Linked DNA regions of Homo sapiens: region 2 is linked to region 1. The links are chromatin loops, found by intact Hi-C in ENCODE. Cell type or tissue: prostate gland. All regions are shown on one strand. Region 1 has its middle 9.9 kb from the start of FOXF1. Region 2 has its middle 80 kb from the start of LINC02132.

What was found. A loop is a pair of places that touch in the nucleus more often than their neighbours do. Peaks named below come from ENCODE experiments on the same cell type or tissue, not always from the same donor. Only the 100,000 strongest peaks of a DNase experiment are listed, where the experiment ranks them.
Region 2: a loop joins it to region 1, with 9 times the contacts of the local background. A loop is called at or near these places in 2 of 110 quality-filtered maps.

What each region holds. Positions count from the first base shown.
Region 1 is chr16:86,519,154-86,521,653 of GRCh38, forward strand. No RefSeq gene overlaps it. Among named protein-coding and RNA genes, the nearest start is that of FOXF1, 9.9 kb to the left of the region's middle. In prostate gland, a CTCF peak has its summit at 1,117 (motif pointing left); a DNase peak (open chromatin) is centred at 1,098; H3K27ac peaks cover 563 bases.
Region 2 is chr16:86,015,105-86,017,604 of GRCh38, forward strand. No RefSeq gene overlaps it. Among named protein-coding and RNA genes, the nearest start is that of LINC02132, 80 kb to the left of the region's middle. In prostate gland, a CTCF peak has its summit at 1,475 (motif pointing left); a DNase peak (open chromatin) is centred at 1,477.

The DNA.
Region 1 (2,500 bases):
CGTGTTGTCCCAGCCCAGTGGCAAGGGAGCAAGGGTGTGGTGGTCGCACAGCAACTGGCATTGAGGTGGGAAGGTGTGCGGTCCCCATTGGAGTAGATGCCCAGGCCATGCACTACCCAGCAGCTGAATACACAGGGCCATGTCCTGCAGTACCATCCAGCTGCTTCCAGCATCAGGACACCTGGGGTCATGTGGACACTCTGAAGCAACAACGACAGCAAGGGCAGGATGACCACAAATGTCCTTAGCAGAGGGAGAAAGCTGCCCAGATGCAGTGTCTACATGGTCCCTATGGTGGTCTTTCTCCCATCCCACAGTGCAGGATGTTTGCTGGGGACACAACCAAGAGGAAGCCTGGCAGAGCAGGGGCGGAGGGTCGCTGGGACCAGGTGCAGGCATCCTCTCTGACTTATTTTGGACAATGTTCTATGCCTGTGGGGTGGCAGCCTAGGGAGGAGCAGTGCCACACGCAGGGCCCTTGAGAGTGCTGTAGTGCTGTGACCAGCCGCCGCAGGCATTTTATGGAAACTGCCGCCAGCACTCCAGGGAGCAGGCACGGACGCCGGGTTCCCCCCACCCCGTGTTCCCCGGCAGGTCTGGGGTCTGGGCCACGGGGAAGCGTGCTGAGTCTGCAAATGTCCCTGGAAGAGGAGAGCAACATTTCCGTTCCGGACACTTCCCCCCAAACAGGCTGTGATCTATTAGTGCATGGCGTTTCTGTGAGGCAGGAAGCACTGGCCAACCCTGGCTTTCTGCTGTGACTCCTCGGCAGGGTCGCCAGCCTGACTGAGCAGAGAGGACTGCGCCGCCTCTGTCCAGGTGCGGGAGGTGGGCCAGCAAAGTGGGCAGGGCAAGGGGAGGCAGCCAGGGGAGGCTGGGCGAGGCCACAGCAAATGTAGGTCATGAGGACAGGAGGGACAGGAGGGCAGCTGTCCCGGCTCACTTCCCAGGGGCCTTCGCTGCGATGCCCGCCCCAGGGAGAGAGCTCAGGGTCAGGAAACCTCTTGGGAAACAAGAGGACCCAGGACACCAGGGTCCTTCCTGCGGGGCAGCCTCTGACCCACCCTGGGGATTTCCCGCTCGGCTGTTTCTCTACACGGCGGCAGCGCCACCTGCTGTCCACTTCGTGCAGATGCTATTGGGCCCTTAAAATCCGTCCCATCAGGAAAATTGATCTTCCCCAGGATGGGCAGCCGCGGATGCGAGGAATGAACCTGATTGCTCTATTTCAGACCCTTTGACCTTTGTCAAGGCGTAGCTGGCTTTTTATTTTATTTTATTTGGTCGGGGGTCAGTTAATGCAGTGTTTTTCTAATTACACAAATGACGTGGCTTATTCCAAATAAAAAAAAAAAAACTTTAGAAAAGTGAAACGAAGAAAGTAAAAATGACTTCCAACCCCATTCCTGAGTGAGGCAGCTGTGCTCCGTTGGCCACAGGAGACATCTCCCTGCACCCTCAGGGACCCCGCCGTTCTAGGAGGAGCAGATAAGGGATGTAGCGGGTCAGAGCACGGGAGTCACAGGGCCTGGGTTCGAGTCCCGACTCCCTCTCTTCTCAACTTCGTGAGCCTGCACAGGTGTCTCTCTTCTGCTCACCTCGGCTTCCCCATCGTTACAGTGGGGATGATGGTAAGAGTAGGGCTCCCATAGCATTGCTGTGAGGCTTAAATAAATAATAACCTGTGAAAGGCTTACAGTGAATAAACCAGGCACAGAGAGGGCAAGCACTTAGAGGCCACACAGCCAGGACACGGTGCAAACCCTGGTGTGCCTGGCTCCAGCACGGCACTCTTCGACCATTAAATGGTCTCTCTGTTCCGACAAGCTGCGGTGGCTTCGTGACCCCTGAGGCCCTGCTTGTGGTCAAGAGATGAGCACGTGGTGTTTCTCCGGGGGACAGCCTTCTCCCGCCCAGCAGGGAGGGGCTTGACGCTGTGGCCGACTCTGCTATGAGACCGCAGGGAGTCACAGAGCCCTTCTGAGCCACATCTGTCTTATCTGGAAAAGGGAAACAGTAGTACACGCTTCCTGGGACTCTTCTAAGGCTTAAGTGAGCTAATTCACCCTGCAAGGTGGGTAGGGATGTTTAATTTGCTCACAATTCAGTACTCAGGGCCTGAGCTCATTGCTTCCAAACCATCCAGAGTGCAAAACGCGCAAACCGCATGGTCACACGTCAGCTCCATTCCGACCTCTGCGATTTATGGACATCAAAAAGAAAAGGTTCCATTCACATGAAGAAGTGCTGCCGTGTTCGCGGGAATGGGAGTGTGGGTTCCCTAAGCGTCTCTGCTTGCTTGAATAAGTGCCCAGATGGTCTCTGGTAAAAACACGGGATGATCACTGACATTGGCAAAGTCATGGGGACTTGCTGGGGCGGTGGGTGGCCGGGAGAGGGGGACAGAAGAGGGGCGCCCAGATCCCCCCAACCTGCGGCTCTGCAATGCACCAGGAAACAAGCCGCCAATACTCTATGCCCCAGTTTCTCCATCTACAAA
Region 2 (2,500 bases), 500 kb before region 1:
GGAGGCTGAGGCAGGAGAATCTCTTGAATCCAGGAGGTGGAGTTTGCAGTGAGCCAAGATCATGCCACTGCACTCCAGCCTGGGTGACAGTGAGACTCTGTCTCAAAAATAAAATAATAAAATAAAATAAAGATGAATAGATTCAAGGCAGTTCAAAGGCAGTGCCTTCTGATAGAACTTAGGGTGATGATGGAAATGTTCTGTAGGTCAGAATCAACCATGGTCTAGGGAGGACAGCCATCCATGTAAGAAATACGCCAGTTCCACGTGGGGCCTCCTGGTTGGACAGAGAAGGGTGGAAATTCTCAGGGGAGGAGGGTTTTCATCACAAACCATGGTCTGTACAAATTAAGAAATCTTGGGCTTACCTTAAAGAATGGTAGAACAGTGAAGGAGTTGGTAATCAGATGCAGAAAGATCCTTTGCTATGACTATTTGGAAGCCCTCCCTGGTGCCCCCACAGTCTGGCCCACTGTGAACCATGAGGTGCCAGAGCACTCACTGCCCCGTTCCTTGTCCTTGTGACTGCTCTAGGTTTGCTGTCAACTTCCCACGCCCCTCTGTCTTGTCTCTCTAACCTCACTTCCCAAGACAGGGCTTTGTCTCCTGGGAACTCCTTGTATCAGCCGTGGGGCCTGGTCTGATGCAGTGCTCATGGTCACTGTTGGCATGAGAAAGTCATGTTTCTTAGCCACCAGGAAGACAATGGGTCAATCACGTGAGAGAAGCAAGCCAGATGGAATGCCTTCAGCTGCAGGAAACAGAAGATTCAACCCCAGCTGGGGTGAGCTACCAGGGGTTTATCAACGTACATCACAAGAAGTTCCAAGGTAGAGAAGCTCTGGGGTTGGTCATTCGGCAAGCCAGTGACATGGTGAATAGCTGAGGCTCTTTCCATTTTTAGTGCTGCTATTCTCAGCATGTATTTCTTGGATATCTTCCCTCCTGGGCCCAATACGGCTGCCCTGGCTCCAGACCTTGCAAGCAGGCACAACAATCTCCATTGCGTTCCCTGGCTAGAGAGTATGCGATGTGTGGCGTGGTACCATAAAACCCGTGAAATAACAGCAGAGGCATCACGATAACCTCTCAACATCTGTGTGACAAGATCGCCTCCGGCTTCCTAATGTTTTGTAGACATTAACGTGTCTCAGAAGCCATTTGGGCCCAAAGCTCTACTTCACAGACGAGGAAACAGGGTCGGGGAGTGAAGGGTTCTGCCTAGGCTGCACGGAGAATCTGACAGATGTGGCTGCTTAAGGTCAGGTGGCGGGGTTGCATTAGAACTCAGGTTTTCTGACTCCTGTCTAATTAAGATGCTCCCTTTTTCTGAATTCTATTGACTGGAGTGACTGGAGCATCTCTCCTAAACAGCAGCCATCGCTGTCAGCCACCTGGTCCCAGATGGGAAACTTGCTGTTTTGCGGTTCTCAGGGAAGCTTCATGGTTGTGTCCCTGGGGCACTGGCTCCCTCTAGTGAACAAACTAAAAAATTACACGATGTTCCTTCAGGATCCATGCAAGGACCCAACTAACTCTCAAAAACATTCTCCGTGCTGGCTAAAATGCTGATTCCAGGGCCTCATCCTCAGAGATTTGAATTCAACAGGTCTAGAGTGGGGCCTGGAAATATGCATTTTAACAGACTCCAAGACGACTTTGATGCTGCAGGTCCTCTGACTGTACTTTGAGAACCACGTTCCCTGGCAGTTTGGGGCCAGGAAAGGAGCATGTGGGGTCTGAAGACCTGGTTGCTGGTCTTGCTGTGTCTGTGACCTTGGGCAAGGCCATTTGCTCTCTGAGCCTCTCTGTTCTCATCCATAAGACCAGTGGGTTGGACTAGAGATGGGGCAAATTGTGGAGTCTTGGGAATGACACATCTCTTTGGCCTCAGCATCCTCAACTGTAAAATAAAAGGGGTGGGCAAATGGTTAAAAAGAAGAAGACAGACAACACCAAATTCCGGACAGGCTGTGGAGCAACTCAAGCCCTCATGCGATTTGATGGGATGAAATTTGTTGCAACCACTTCGGAAGACTCTGTGGCAATGTCCACTATATCCATCCCCCATGACGCAAAGACTCCTCTGCTGGGTACAGTCCCTTCTTGTTCAAGGTGTCACTTTCCATGGGTTCAGTTACCCTTGGTCAACCTCAGCTTGAAAATATTAAACGGAAAATTCCAGAGAGAGTGAGAGGAAGAGAATGTACATGCACATTCACATAACTTTTCTTACGGTAACTATTATAATTATTCTAGTTGGTTTTTTTTTTTTTTTTTTTTTTTGATATGGAGTCTCACTCTGTCACCCAGGCTGGAGTGCAGTGGTGTGATCTCGGCTCACTGCAACCTCTGCCTCCCGGGTTCAAACGATTCTCGTGCCTCAGCCTCCAGAGTAGCTGGTATTACAGGCGCATGCCACCATGCCCAGCTAATTTTTTGTATTTTTGGTAGAGATGGGGTTTCGCCACGTTGCCCAGGCTTGTGTCAAGTGATCTGC